Linked DNA regions of Homo sapiens: region 1 is linked to region 2. The links are chromatin loops, found by intact Hi-C in ENCODE. Cell type or tissue: OCI-LY7. All regions are shown on one strand.

What was found. Hi-C counts contacts between places; a loop is a spot of excess contacts. Peaks named below come from ENCODE experiments on the same cell type or tissue, not always from the same donor. Only the 100,000 strongest peaks of a DNase experiment are listed, where the experiment ranks them.
Region 1: it touches region 2 in a loop (6-fold over the local background); 3 of 110 quality-filtered maps call a loop at or near these places.

What each region holds. Positions count from the first base shown.
Region 1 is chr16:14,669,057-14,677,056 of GRCh38, forward strand. BFAR (bifunctional apoptosis regulator) reads left to right here. Exons shown (of 8, transcript NM_016561.3): 8 at 1-180. PLA2G10 (phospholipase A2 group X) reads right to left here. Exons shown (of 4, transcript NM_003561.3): 4 at 3,492-3,693. The coding sequence ends at 3,551. Among named protein-coding and RNA genes, the nearest start is that of PLA2G10, 21 kb to the right of the region's middle. In OCI-LY7, no CTCF peak of the experiment used is centred here; DNase peaks (open chromatin) are centred at 3,545 and 3,825; H3K4me3 peaks cover 1,201 bases; H3K27ac peaks cover 2,423 bases.
Region 2 is chr16:14,602,229-14,610,228 of GRCh38, forward strand. It overlaps PARN (poly(A)-specific ribonuclease), which reads right to left. Exons shown (of 24, transcript NM_002582.4): 8 at 6,830-6,895; 9 at 6,053-6,091; 10 at 4,256-4,298; 11 at 1,918-1,998. Among named protein-coding and RNA genes, the nearest start is that of PARN, 24 kb to the right of the region's middle. In OCI-LY7, no CTCF peak of the experiment used is centred here; DNase peaks (open chromatin) are centred at 4,073, 5,973, 6,423, 7,283 and 1 weaker place; H3K4me3 peaks cover 4,618 bases; H3K27ac peaks cover 5,905 bases.

The DNA.
Region 1 (8,000 bases), 67 kb after region 2:
TCATCTTGGAAGACAGGCCTTGCAGAAATAGGCCTACATCCAAAATATTATCTTGTGACTCCATGAACCATTCATTAACCCTTTGTATCTTTGAGTGAAAATTTTACTCAAAAGTTGCATCTGGAAGTTCGAAGAAATTACTTGAAATAAAAATAAAGATTTCTATATAGATAAAACCTATATGTAGAGAAAAAGCAATTGTCTAGAAAACACAAAACTTCTGCATTGCCGGATAGAATCTTCTAGCCATGGGCCGAGCGTGGTGGTTCGCGCCTGTAATCCCGGCACTTTGGGAGGCCAAGGTGGATGGATCACTTGAGGTCAGGAGTTCAAGACCAGCCTGACGAACATGGTGAAACCCCGTCTCTACTGAAAATACAAAAATTAGCCAGGCACGGTGGTGCGCACCTGTAGTCCCAGCTACTTGGGAGGCTGAGGCAGGAGAATCACTTGAACCCAGGAGGCAGAAGTTGCATTGAGCCAAGATCATGCCACTGCACTCCATCTGGGTGACTGAGCAAGATTCCGTCTCAAAAAAAAAAAAGTCATCTAGTCAGTCTAGTCATGCTTAAATCCCCCAGCCTGACGCAGATACTGAGCCGAGGAGCCACCCTAAGGGAAAATGGGTTTTTTCCTGCTCGTGTTTGCACATCAAGCCCCAGGGTTGCTTGACTTTACCTATTTAATGCTTGTGACCTCCCATGGACACTCACATGGCAGTGTTTGCATATCCCTGGTCTCATGCCACCCAGGGGTTGCCAGTATCCTTTACAGGTGAATAGATGGAGGATGGCTGGCAAAACACCAAGTTGGCGCTGGCTGGCTTTGGCAGAGCTGGGCCTGGGCCATCCACCTCCACCCCATGGCCTCTCACATTGTCGCCACCTGCTCCCACACCCTGCTTCAAAGATGAGTAATACCCAGATTTGCTCAGGGACTGGGGCAAAGCCATGGCGTAGAGCAAACAGGCTGGGCAGGACCTTACTCCTTATCACCAGCAGGAGGGACGGGCACACTCAGATCAGGGGCCACAGGCTGCCTCTACCTCTTCTTACCAATCATAGCAGGATGGGTACATCTAAAGGGGGTGTCTTAAAATAGTCCAGGCTGGATGCAGTGGCTCATGCCTGTAATCCTAGCACTTTGGGAGGCCGAGGTGGGTGGATTATCTGAGGTCAGGAGTTCAAGACCACCCTGACCAACATGGTGAAACCCCATCTCTACTAAAAGTACAAAAAATTGGCAGGGCACAGTGGCTCACACCTGTAATCCCAGCATTTTGGGAGGCCAAGGCAGGGTGGATCACAAGGTCAGGAGTTCGAGACCAGCCTGGCCAACATGGTGAAACCCCATCTCTAATAAAAATACAAAAATTAGCCAGGTGTGGTGGCGTGTGCCTGTAATCCCAGCTACTTGGGAGGCTGAGGAAGGAGAATTGCTTGAACCCAGGAGGTGGAGGTTGCAGTGAGCCGATATCACACCATTGCACTCCAGCTCTGGGCGACAGGGCAGGACTCCATCTCAGGGGGAAAAAATACAAAAAATTAGCTGGGTGTGGTGGCAGTACCTGTAATCCCAACTACTCGGAAGGCTGAGGCAGGAGAATCGCTTGAACGCGGGAGGCAAAGGTTGCAGTGAGCCGAGATTGCCCCACTGCACTCCAGCCTGGGCGACACAGTGAGACTCTGTCTCCGAAAAATGCAAAATAAAAATAAAATACTCAGACCCGGCTGGGTGTGGTGGCTCGCACCTGTAATCCTAACACTTTGGGAGGCTGAAGTGGGCAGATCACTTGAGCCCAGGAGTTCGAGACCAACCTAGACAACATGTGGAAACCTCATCTCTACTAAAAATAAAAAAACTAGCCAGATGTGAGTGTACGCACCTGTAGTCCTAGCTACCTGGGAGGCTGAAGTGAGATTTGCCTGAGCCCAGGAGGTCGAGGCTGCAATGAGCTGAGGTTGCACCACTGCACTCCAGCCTAGGTGATAGCGGGAGACCCTGTCTCAAAAAATATTCAGATCCTTTGATCCAAAAATGCCATTTCTGCAAATCTGGGCTAAGGAATAGGTTATGGGGAAGGGAGTGGTGAAGATTTATTTACAAGCATCCTCATCAAGCAACTAATGGAAACAGAAAATAGCTCCAATATCCAAAAACTGTCAATCTATAAAATGGTATCTAATACAGATATTTATTTATTTATTTATTTGCGTCAAGGTCCTGTTCTGTTGCCCAGACTGGAGTACAGTGATGTAATCATAGCTCACTGCAACTTTGAACTCCTAGGCACAAGTTATCTTCCCTCTTCGGCCTCCCGAGTAGCTGGGACAACAGGTGCATGCCACCATGCCTTACTAATTTTTTTTGTTTTATACAGATAGAGTCTTGCTCTGTTGCCCAGGCTGGTCTTGAACTCATGTCCTCATGTAGTCCTCCCTCCTTAGCCTCCCAAAGTATTGAGATTATAGGCATGAGCCACCTCATCCAACCCTAACACAGACATTTTAAATGAAGTTTCCAAAGATTTTTTATGACATGGAGAAAAGTTTATAAACATCATACAGTATAATCTGAACTACCCTTTTTTTTTTTTTTTTTTTTTTTTTTTTGAGATAGAGTCTTGTTCTGTCGCCCAGGCTGGAGTGCAGTGGCACAATCTCTGCTCACTGCAACCTCCACCTCCTGGGTTCAAGTGATTGTCCTGCCTCAGCCTCCTGAGTAGCTGGGATTACAGGCGCGTGCCACCACGCCTGGCTAATTTTTGTATTTTTAGTAGAGACGGGGTTTCACCATGTTGGTCAGGCTGGTCTCGAACTCCTGACCTTGTGATTCACGTGCCTTGGCCTCGCAAAGTGCTAGGATTACAAGCGTGAGCCACAGCACCCGGCCTTGAACTACATTTTTAAAACTATAGATCCTAACAGATTATTCTGAATTGTGGGAATTGGAGTGATTTTTCTTTCTGCTCTATATTTCTCTGCACTTTCATTTTTTTAAGAAGCAACAAGTATGTACCACTTTTGTAATCATTGTGCTGGGCTTACAGAAATGAGCCAACGCTGCAGGACAGCAAATACATTTTAAGGTGTAGTGGGATAAGGGAATACTCTTTCTTAAGCTAACAGCTACTGGACTTGAACTTCACCGGGTGGGTGTTGTATGGCCATCTTGTTGATTGCTGCAGCCTAGAACATAGAACATGGCCAGGCACACGGTAGGTGTTCGTTCACATTTGACTACCAGCCATCCAAGCAGGTTAGAAGACAGGTTATCTTTTCATAAAGATGGAACCTCAAAAATGGAACCGACCCCAACACAGTGATAAACACAGTCATAGTTTTATAAAATAGGTGCAGGACTTTTGGCCTTTAACTGCAAACCACATGGGCTCCAGTCCTGAGTTCTGGGATTGGGAGGGAAAGCAAACACAAGGTTGTGGCTTTATCACTTGGCTTCGGTTCCCTTCTGCAAATAACTGAATGCTGTTGTTCATTACTGAGAGGACGCTTTATTTCCTTGTGCAAAAGAGCATTTCAAGTCAAGGTAGTCAGTCACACTTGGGCGAGTCCGGCTCACATAGGAACTGGGGGTAGAAGAGGTACTTTAAGTTGTACTCAGTTTGGGCTAAGCAGTTAGCAATCTCCTGGTCACACTTGCACAACAGTTCTTGGCATTTGTTCTCTGCCGGTCCTGGAAGAAGTGGGGAAACTGAGATTAGAGCAGGGACCTGGAGAGACTCAAGGGAAACCAGTAAAGCAAGAGGCAGGACGGGTCATAAATTACATTTCTGAGACACTTGACAGCCCACCACGTGATCTCCATCTGCAGGGCTCCCCAGGAAGCAGGTGATGTCAGCCCCATTTTACAGAAAAGGAAATTGAAAGTTTCAAATGGAGAGTCCAAAGTCTGCCATACTGCTCTTCTGCATCAATATTACACGATTTCTTTTTTCTTTTCTTTTTTTTTTTTTTTTTTTCTGAGATGGGGGCTTGCTCTGTCGCCCAGGCTGGAGTGCAGTGGTATGATCTCAGCTCACTGCAGCCTCCGCCTCCCGGGTTCAAGTGATTCTCCTGCCTCAGCATCCCAAGTAGCTGGGACTAAAGGCACAGGCCACCACACCGAGCTAATTTTTTTTGTATTTTTAGTGGAGACAGGGTTTCGTCGTGTTGGCCAGGATGGTCTCGAACTCCTGACCTCAGGTGATCCACCTACCTCGGCCTCCGAAAGTGCTGGGATTACAGGCGTGAGCCACCATGCCTGGCCTGATATTACACGACTTCATTTGGGGATTCCTTTATTTAAAAATAATAATAGTAATTATTTATTTTTTGAGATAAGGTCTGTCTCTGTCACCCAGGCTGGAGTGTAGTGGCAAGGTTGTGGCTCACTGCAGCCTCCGCCTCCTGGACTCAAGCCATTCTCCCACCTCAGCCTCCCATGTGGCTGGGACTACAGGCCCACCACCATGCCCAGCTAATTTTTGTATTTTTAGTAGAGATGGGGTTTTGCCATATTGCCAGGCTGGTCTTGAACTCCTGAGCTCAAGTGATCCACCTGCCTCAGCCTCCCAAAGTACTGGGATTACAGGCACGAGCCACCACTCTCAGCCCATAATAATATTTTTTTTAAAGAAACATACTTCTCCTCAATATACTAGGCATAGAAGGAACATACCTCAAAATAATAAAAGTGATAGATGACAAACCCATAGCCCACATCATACTGAATGGGGATGAGTTGAAAGCATTCATTCCCCCAAGAGCTGGAACAAGACAAGGATGCCCACTCTCACCACTTCTATTCAGCAAAGTATTGGAAGTCCTAGCCAGAGCAGTCAGGAAAGAGAAAGAAATAAAGGGCATCCAAATGGGAAAAGAGGAAATCAAACTACCTCTGCCAATGATACAATCATATACCTAGAAAATCCTAGAGACTCCTCCAAAAGACTCCTAGATTTGACCAATGAATTCAATAAAGTCTCAGGTTACAAACCAGTAGCACTGCTATACATCAATAAGGACTAAGCTGAGAATGAAATCAAGAACTCAGTCCCTTTTATAATAGCTGGAAAAAAAAAAAGGAAAATAGCTACCCCAAACCTAGTAATATACTTGAGCAGGAAGGTGAAAGATCTCTACAAACAGAACTACAAAACACTGCCGAAAGAAATCATAGATGACACAAACAAATGGAAATACATCCCATGCTCATGGATTGGAAGAATCAATGTAATGAAAATGACCATACTACCCAAAGCAATCTACAGATTCAATGCAATTCCTATCAAAATACCAACATCATTTTTCACATAATTAGAAGAAACAATCCTAAAATTTACATGGAACTAAAAAAGAGCCAAATAGGCTGGGCACAGTGGCTCACGCCTGTAATCCTAGCACTTTGCAAGGCCGAGGTGGGTGGAACACCTGAGGTCAGTTCGAGACCAGCCTGGCCAACATGGTAAAACCCCATTTCTACTAAAAATACAAAAATTAGCCAGGCATGATGGTGTGTGCCTATAAGCCCAGCTGATCGGGAGGCTAAGGCAGGAGAATCACTTAAACCTGGGGGGCAGAGGTTGCAGTGAGCTGAGATCATGCCCCCTGCACTCCAGCCTGGGTGACAGAGAGACTCCATCTAAAAAAAAAAAGAAAAGAAGAAAAAATCTGTAGGCATCACTACCCAGCTTCAAATTATGCTACAAGGCTATAGTAACCAAAACAGCATGGTACTAATATAAAAGTAGATACATAGACCAACAGAACAGAATAGAAAACCCAGAAATAAAGCTAAACACGTACAACTAACTGATCTTCAACAAAGCACTCAAGGCCAGGCGTAGTGGCTCATGCCTGTAATCCCAGCACTTTGGGAGGCCAAGGCAAGCGGATCACCTGAGGTTCAGTGTTTGAGACCAGCCTGACCAACATGGAGAAACCTCGTCTCTACTAAAAATACAAAATTAGCTGGGCGTAGTGGTACATGCCTGTAATCCCAGCTACTTGGTAAGCTGAGGCAGAAGGATCGCTTGAACCCGGGAGGAGGAGGTTGCAGTGAGCTGAGATTGCACCATTGCACTCCAGCCTGGGCAACAAGAGTGAAACTCCATCTCAAAAAAAAAAAAAAAACACTCAAAAACATAAATTGGGGAAATGACACCCTATTCAATAAATAGTACTGGGAAAACTGAAGAGCTGCATGTAGAAGAATGAAACTGGATCCCTATCTCTCACCATCTACAAAACTCACCATATACATCAACTCAAGATGGATTAAAGACTTAAATCTAAGACCTGAAACCATAAGAATTCTAGAAGAAAACCTTGGAAAAACTCCCCTGGACATTGACCTAGGCAAGGAATTTATGACTAAGACCCCAAAAGCAAATGCAACAAAACAAAAATAAATAAATAGGACTTAATTAAACTAAAAAGCTTCTGCATAGCAAAAGAAGTAATCATCAGAGTAAACAGACAACCCACAGAATGGGAGAAAATATTTGCAAACTACATATCTGACAAAGGACTAATATCCTGAATCTACAAAAAACTCAAATCAGCAAGAAGAAAAGAAAAAACCTCATCAAAAAGTGGGCACATGGCCAGGCACGATGGCTCACATCTGTAATCCCAGCACTTTGGGAGGCCAAGGTGGGCAGATCATGAGGTCAGGAGTTCGAGACCAGCCTAGCCAACATGGTGAAACCCCGTCTCTACTAAAAATACAAAAATTAGCCTAGTGTGGTGGCTCATGCCTGTAATCCCAGCTACTTGGGAGGCTGAGGCAGGAGAATCATTTGAACCCGGGAGGCAGAGGTTGCAGGGAGCTGAGGTTATGTCACTGCGCTCCAGCCTAGGTGACAGAGCAAGACTCAAAAAAAAAAAAAAAAAAAAGTGGGCACATGACATGAATAGACATTTCTCAAAATATATATAAATGACCAGCAAATGAAAAAATGTTTAACATAACTCGTCATCGGGGAACTGCAAATTAAAACCACAATGAGATACTACCTTACCCCAGCCAGAATGGCCATTATTGAAAAGTCAAAATAGACATTGACCTGAATGTGATGAAAAAAGAATGCTTTTAGACTGCTGGTGCTAAGATCAGTTAGCACAACCTCCATGGAAAACAGTATGGAGATTTCTCAAAGAACGAAAAGTAAATCTACTATTCTTTCTAGCCATCCCACTACTAGGTATCTACCCAAAGGAAAATAAATCATTATATCAAAAAGACGTGCGCGCATTTGTTTATCACAGCACAGTCACAATTGCAAAGATATAGAACCAACCTAAGTGCCCATCAACCAATGAGCAGATAAAGAAAATGTGGTGGCTGGGTGCAGTGGCTCACGCCTATAATGCCAGCACTTTGGTAGGCCGAGGTGGGCGGATCACGAGGTCAGGAGTTCAAGACCAGCCTCACCAATATGGTGAAACCCCATCTCTACTAAAAATACAAAAATTAGCCAGGCGTGGTGGCGCATGCCTGTAGTCCCAGCTACTTGGGAGGCTACGGCAGGAGAATCGCTTGAACCCAGGAGGTGGAGGTTGCAGGGGGCCAAGATCACGCCACTGCACTCCAACCTGGGTGACAGAACAAGACTCCTTCTCAAAAAAGAAGGAAAAGAAAATGTGGTTACATATACACCATGGAATACTACTTAGCCATAAAAAAGAACAAAATGTTTTCTGCAGCAACTTGGATGAAGCTGGATGAAGCAACTTGGATGAATTGATGTTGGTATTTTGATAGGGATTGCAAGGAAGTTACGTCACTTATTCTAACTGATGAAACTTAAGAATGGAAAACCAAATACTGTATGTTCTCACTTATAAGTGAGAGCTAAGCTATGGGGGGTACACAAAGGCATACAGAGTGGTATAACGGACACATTGGAGACTGAGGTGGGGAGGGATAAAAAGCTATGTATTGGGTACAATGTAGACTACTTGGGTGATGGGTGCACTAAAAGCTCAGATTTCACCACT
Region 2 (8,000 bases):
CCTTTTTCTCTCCTCCCTTGGCTGTGTACCACAATAATCTCCCGGTACATTTTGTCGACTTCTGCCTATCATTTAAATGCTGTTGATCCTCAGGATTCAGCCCCAGGTCCTCTTCTCATTCCTCACGTACTCTGCAGTTGCTCTGATCCAGTCCCAGTCTCTCTGCCAATGACAATCATGCCTAGCCCTCACCCCTCTCCTGTGCTCAACACTGACAAACCTGCTAAGAGGACATCCACCCTTGCATGTCCTAAAAACACTCGAAACCTCATCAGGTCAAAACCAGAATGGAACATCTTTTTCCACTCTGGGGGAACATCTTTTTCCACTCTAGGGGATGCCATGGTGCCCTGGTGGCCTTGCATGTATCAAAACGGGCCATGCAGGTAAAGGCTAATCTGCGTCTTGGCCACAGACTCATCTGCGTCTTGGCACAACACATCAGGAGGGAAGGGTGGGAGGCAGAGGCTTCTAAGGAGCTGCTATGAGGCCAGCTCCCACCCCCTTCCCTGTCACTCCTGGGAGGCTGTCATGAAACAGTTCCTCATTGCCTCCTGGGTTCTGAGGAGGTGTGGGGCTCTCTGCCTCGCCCTCTCAGAAGAGAGCTGCAGAGTATCAAAGCCCTGAGCTGCAGCCTAGAACTCATCCTCAGTGAAGCCACATCACAAAACACATGCTGCAATCATCTCGTATCTTTTTTTTTTAAGACAAGGTCTCACTCTGTCACCCAAGCTAGAGTACAGTGGCATAATCTCAACTCACTGCAACTGCAACCTCCACCTCCCGGGGTCAAGCAATTCTCCAGCATCAGCCTCCCAAGTAGCTAGGACTACAGGCGCACGTCACCACACCTGGATAATTTTTTTTGTATTTTTTGTAGAGATGGGGTTTCGCTATGTTGCTCAGACTGGTCTCAAACTACTGAGCTCAAAGTGATCCTCCCACCTCAGCCTCCTAAAGTAGTGCTGCGATTACAGTCATGAGCCATCACACCTGGCCTCTAACTGGCACCTTTTGTTTCTGCGTTGTCCTTTTTAGTATGTGGGACAGGGACCACAGGCAGCACCTCTTGCTAATCTTTCCCTGTGTAGGTAATATGCTGTCTCCCAAAGTGGGTCATTGTGGTTAAGTCAATTAGGAGTGACCCTGCCTAATGTACATATGAGCATGACATTCATCCACATGCAAACCCACTCCTCTCTCCTCCACCTTTTCCCCCAACCGATGTCACTCCAGCCAACCCCTCCAAGTGAATGGAGTGCAGTCTACCCCGTTGTGCAAATGTCTGGCATGAGCATCTTCCTCCTTCCCCCTTCCTCCTCCACCACCCACATTCAGTCATAAATTCCATGGATTCTACCTTCCAAGTATCTCCAGATTCCATCTACACTGCTACTCACTATCCTACGCCAGGTCACCAACATCTCCTAGCTAGGTTACTCCACAGCTTAACTAGTCTCCTGCCTCCAGTCTTACTCACTCGAAACCATTCTTCACACAGCAAGCAGGGTGATGTTCCAACAGTACAACCTAAGCATGTCATCCTCATCTGTCAGATCATGTGCTCTGAACTTGGTTTAAGGAAAACTAGTAACTATACATGAAGTTAGACGTTGCAGTATTAAAGGATAGTGACACTCAGTGACACAAGCTAAATGAGAATCAAGAGTACTTTCTTCAGGACTGGTTTAAGTAGACACTGGTCATCAGTGACGTCAGACTCACTTTGCTAGCTACGTCTCATGCTTAAATCTAACTTCCCCTTATTCTAGTCCAGGTTTTTCTGCCAATTCCATTGTTCTATGAAAGAAAACTATTCATTAAATTGAATCCAACATATGATCTGAAATAGACAGGAATAAATCAATATTTATGTTGCCATTTCTCACCCCCCAAGAATTAACATAGCCCAATTACCTGTTCTTTGGCATGTTTCTGCTGCTCTCTTCTTTTGCGTTCTTCTTCATCTACTTTGCTGATAACTATATATCGCTCCTTCTAAAAGACATAAAGCAGATATACAATTTTCTTTTCTTTTTCTTTTTTTTTGAGACAGAGTTTCGCTCTTGTTGCTCAGGCTGGAGTGCAATTGCATGATCTCAGCTCACTGCAAACTCCGCCTCCTGGGTTCAAGCGATTATCTTACCTTAGCCTCCCGAGTAGCTGGGATTACAGGCTTGTGCCACCACACCCGGCTAATTTTTGTATTTTTAGTAGAGACGGAGTTTCTCCATGTTGGTCAGGCTGGTCTCAAACTCCCCACCTCAGGTGATCCACCCGCCTCAGTCTCCCAAAGTGCTGGGATTACAGGTGTGAGCCACGGTCCTGGCCACAGATATATACAATTTTCTAGAGACAACTTAATCCAAAAAATTCAGATTTCTGCTGCCATTAGAATTTTTTTTTTGAGACAGTCTCACTCTGTCACCCAAGCTGGAGTGCAGTGGCACAACCTCAGCTCACTGCAAACTCTGCCTCCCAGATTCAAGTGATTCTCCTGCCTCAGCCTCCAGAGTAGCCAAGATTACAGGTGCGCACCAATACGCCCAGCTAATTTTTGTATTTGTAGTAGAGACAGGGTTTCACCATGTTGCCCAGGCTGGTCTCAAACTCCTGACCTCAAGTGATCTGCCCACCTTGGCATCCCAAAGTGCTGGGATTACAGGCATGAGCCACCACACCCAGCCAGAAGTTGTAATTTTTGTAACCGCACACTTTTTTTGTATGTGTGACAGGTTATCACTCCCATTGCTCAGGCTGGAGTGCAGTGGCATGATCACAGCTCACTGCAGCCTCAAATTTCTGGGTTCAGATGATCCTCTCACCTCAGCCTCCTGAGTAGCTGGGACTACAGGCATGTACCACTATGCCTGGCTAATTTCTTTTTATATTTTTAGTAGAGACGGAGTTTCACCATGTTGTCCAGGCTGGTCTCAAACTCCTGGGCTCAAATGACCTGCTCATCTCAGCCTCCCAAAGTGCTGGGATTACAGGCCTGAGCCACCATGCCCAGCCACTGTAGTCTTTCATGAGCCAAATACAACAGAAAATACTTTGAAATGCCAACATAAGTTGAGCTAATGCATTACAAACCAAATTTTGTCTCTGTGTTTCCATGACATTTTCCTACGGTTTACTAATTCAACCCAACAGACATCAGTTAAAAATATCAACAGACTGTGAGAATAAGACATTTCCTATGACAAATACTAAAAAAGTTATATTGCATTTGAACATTGACTTCTGAAGAGTTTTAAAGTAAAATGTATATGTTGTATTAACATTAACAAAACTTACATATATATGTTGTATTACCATAAGAAAAAACTCTGGATTTTCTGCCAAAGTGTCAGATAACTAGTACTTTCTTTCTCATATATTTTGTGTCCACTAAAGATAAATTATCTACCAAGATTATTTTTCTACTTTATTTAATCTCTAATTTTATACCTGACTTAACAGCAACAACAAATTATAAAATTGAAAAACTGCAGAAGGAACCCACCACTAGCCACCCACTTCCCATCACAATTCTATCAGTGTACCCTGTGTACTCAGGACAATAGCTGTGCTTACGACCCAAATTCTAAAATTTAATTTTGTCTGCCCACGCAACATGAAGCCATTTCTTCACATGTACCATTATAGCTTTCTGCCATAGTAAGAATACAAACTAATATTTGTATACTTTCAAGTTTACAAGGCATCACTTCCACTTACCCACGGTATCACCATAAAAAGGCTATGAGAAAGTATAGATCACCGTTATCATGCTCAGTCCCAATGTACAGAAGAAAATTAGGCTTAAAGAGATCAAATGACTTACCCTAGGTTACCTAGCTCATAACAAGCACAGACAAGATACAAATTCTGACTTTCAGCACACTAAGGATTGAGCATGGTAGCTCAGGCCTGTAATCCAGCACTCTGCGAGGCCGAGGCGGGCAAATTGTTTGAGCCCAGGAGTTCAAGACTAGCCTGGGCAACAGGGCGAAACCCTGTCTCTACTAAAAATATAAAAAATTAGCCAAGCATGGTGGCACGAGCCTGTAGTCCCAGCTTGGGAGGCTGATGTAGGAGGATCACCTGAGCCCAGGAAGTCAAGGCTGCAGTGAGCCGTGACTAACCACTGCACTCCAGCCTGGGTAATCAGAGAAAGACCCTGAGGGAAAAAAAAAAAGAAAAAAAAAAGAAACCCCTAACAGTGTAACAATGGATGTGTTTAATGTTAGCCCTAGATAATTCTTGGGGTTACCTTTTCAGTTTCTAAAGTCTCAACATGAATGCCTTTCGGATACCTAAAGAAAAGAAAAACATAGTATCAGTAGATGAGTCAATGACAGCTAAATCCCAAAGTATTTTATAAGCAACTATCCAGCTACTAATTAAGTAAGTTTTATTAACTACAAAATAATTATCACTACAATGGAGACTTTACAGCACATTTATTTTATAACGTTTCAGCTGCTAAATGTTTCCTTACCCTTGCTCTTAAACACATAAACGTGGATTTGACTTCAAATTAATTTTTTTTAGGACTTAGGTATTTTCTATTTTTTTTTTTTTTTTTGAGACAAGAGTCTCTCTCTGTCGCCCAGGCTGGAGGGCAGTGGCGCGATCTCGGCTCACTGCAAGCTCCACCTCCCTGGTTCACGCCATTCTCCTGCCTCAGCTTCCCAAGTAGCTGGGACTATAGGCACCTGCCACCACACCCAGCTAATTTTTTGTATTTTTAGTAGAAACGGGGTTTCACCGTGTTAGCCAGGATGGTCTCGATGTCCTGACCTCGTGATCCTCCCGCCTGGGCCTCCCAAAGTATTGGGATTACAGGTGTGAGCCACTGCGCCTGACCAGGACTTAGGCACTTTCTAAAATGTCCTACATCTCAAAATACAGTCAACTCATTACCACAGAGTCAAATCTTGCTTCCAAATATAAAAATGTTTCCTAACTGAAATTGTGAAAGTCTTTTTATTTTATTTATTTATTTATTTTTTTGAGATGGAGTCTCACTCTGCCACTCAGGCTGGAGTGCCAAGCCGCAATCTTGGCTCACTGCACCTCTGCCTCCAGGGTTCAAGAGATGCTCCTGCCTTTGCCTCCCAAGTAGCTGGGATTACAGGCATGTGCCACCATGTCCGGCTAAATTTTGTATTTGTAGTAGAGACGGGGTTTCACCATGTTGGCCAGGCTGGTCTTGAACTCCTGACCTCAGGTGATCTGCCCACCTCGGCCTCCCAAAGTACCAGGATTACAGGAGTGAGCCACCGCGCCCGGCCTGAGTCTTTTTAGATTGCACAGGGCATATAAAGAGGAGGTTTTAGATGGCCAGCTCTGCTGTAGTTTTGCATGGTATTAACAGCTTGCATCAGCCAAGGAGGAGAGGGATCTGGAATGCAGGTGGAGTAGGCTGCAAGGACGACATGACAGGAAAGGAGTGTGGGCAAACTAAACAGCCCTTTCCTGTTGTGTTCAAAGTATATTCCCAGTATACATGTCACTGGTAGATTCCAACAGAAGAACAAGGTCCCCAAAGTCAAATGGAAATGTCCACCTGTCTATGTCAATGTTCAATTTCTGAGTTGAAGACCCACCTGCAAACACAAGGAAACCAAGGGAAACATCCTTGGAAAAATACACACACAAAAGTCTGGATGTTATTTCAGGGGATTCACAGACCTCCTGAAACCCATCCATAGTCTCACCCTAAGTTAAGAACTCTTGCTTTACCAAAAGCATTCATCTGAGTATTTCCTAGGTCTGAAAACCAAATATTTATTGTATACCCCAAAGGACAAAAACACTACCAATCCATAGCTTAACAGATGCACCAAAGTGATAATTATTTTAAGAAGCCTTAAAGCATCTGTTAAAAAACAATAACAAAAGAAAATTAAGTGAGTATTCAACTTAAGAAAGTAGGGGGAACTTCATGTAGTCAAATCACTGAGAACCGCAGAATTTCAAAAAGGAAATGAGAACTAAGAGATTATATTTAGTCTTTAAATCCTGGGTCCCCCACAGAGCTGCTGCATACAATATAAATACTTACTTCCAGCTCAAAGTCTGATAAATTAGTTTTCTTTGGAACCTATAAAAACAAAAGAAAAGGTATTGATTTTGGCTCATTAGAAGTAAATCCAAACTGATCAAGCATTTGTTGAGAAGGATTTCGCTTTAAAAAGAGACTTCATTAGAACTGATAGGTAATTTGCAAACAAAAATACGCAGGTTTTTTGAGGTGGGGGGATTTCCTCATCACTTGTCTTCTAAAATTTTCTTTAATATTATGCTGCTTTTACTGAAGAGGTAGAAGTTCTCGTCTAATCAAAATATTGCTTCCTGCAGCTGCATAAAGAGAGCTTAAAGTAGACAGATGCATTGAAATACTTTTGTGAAACTCCTCACAAAGTAAAAGGAAAAAAAGACAATCACGTTACTGACTCTTTGAAATGCTAATGTTCTCTGAATACAGAGAGAAATTAAAAGGGTGGAAGTAGCCTGAAAGTGAATTCTTTCTTCTGAAGCCTTCACGTATTAAGCGCGCCTCAAGGCCAAATTAATTATGCCACTCTTGGGCATAACTGAAAGTCAAGGTTGCACAACAGTTTTCTCCGCTCCAAGTACAGGACAAAGCATTCATTCAGTGTCTCAGTATACACAGTCATCCCCACTGTGTAACGCTAAAGTTAGTGTTTAATTCTTGAGAACATAGCAATAATAAAAAGACCCTTTATAAAGCTGTTTTTAAAAGACTAGATGCATCAAATGCCACAAACCATCTACCTTTCCAAAAAAAGGACATGCAGAAATGTTCAGGACAACTAACCCGGTACATGGCTCTAAATCCAAGTTCTTGTTTTCTTCACTTTGTAATAAATCCTCTATTTTCTCTCTGAGGAATAAGAATAGACCATAACCATCAGTACCTTTAAGGAATGAAGTCATCAACCAAGAAAATAATCACAACCAAAAACAGTCTAACTATAAGAACATGTGACAATGTAATTCTACCAAATTACCCTAGAAATTTTAGTTCAAAGACTTTTTTAAAAATGCTTTATTTTGACCTAGGCATAGAATCCCAGCACTTTGGGAGGTCGACGTTGGGTGGATCACTTGAGCCCAGGAGTTCGCGACCAGCCTGGGCAATATACTGAGAGCCCCTCACTACAAAAAATAAATCTTAAAAATTAGCTGGGAGTGGTGCAGTGTAACTGTGGTCCCAGCTACTCCAGAAGCGGAGGTGGGAGGATCACCTGAGCCCAGGAAGTTGAGGCTGCAGTGAGCTGTGATCGCATCACTGCACTCCAGCCTTGGCAACAGAACGAGACCCTGTCTCAAAAAATAAATAACATAAAATAAAAAAGCTTTATTTGGCGTATTTTGGGGGGAAGAGGGTTACTGCTGCTATTTATTAGTGACAACTTCTCAAGGACTCGTCAATACAAGTGATTTAATTTTTGACTTTCCCAGTAAAATGGTTACACCAACAACTAAGCTGAGCAAGACCAGACACTTGTCCAAAATCACATCTGCTTGTCGGCACCTTTACTGCAAGCAAAGAGAACATGGACATGCTACAGGCTGGATAAGCCTGATCCACTCCTCTGCCTTCAAGGACATTGGACAGTGGCTGTCAGGTATTCAGTCCATGCAAGTTTTAGAAGTCAGCTGATTAGCATTTAAAAAACAAGAAAAGGGGCTGGACAATGGCTCACGCCTGTAATCCCAGCGCTCTGGGAGGCTGAGGCAGGAAGATCCCTTGAGCTCAGGAGTTTGACACCAGCCTGGGAAACATAGTGAGATCCGTCTCTATTAAAAAAAATAAAATAAAATAAAAAATCCACGCAGGTCTGACCACGTACTGAAATCTCTTGCCTAGTGACATGTAGCAAGTCCAAGTACAATACATGGAACTCTATTTACAATTTGTTGCTGTTACACTAATTTGAATATGCCGGCTAGGCATGCTGGCTCATGCCTGTAATCTCAACACT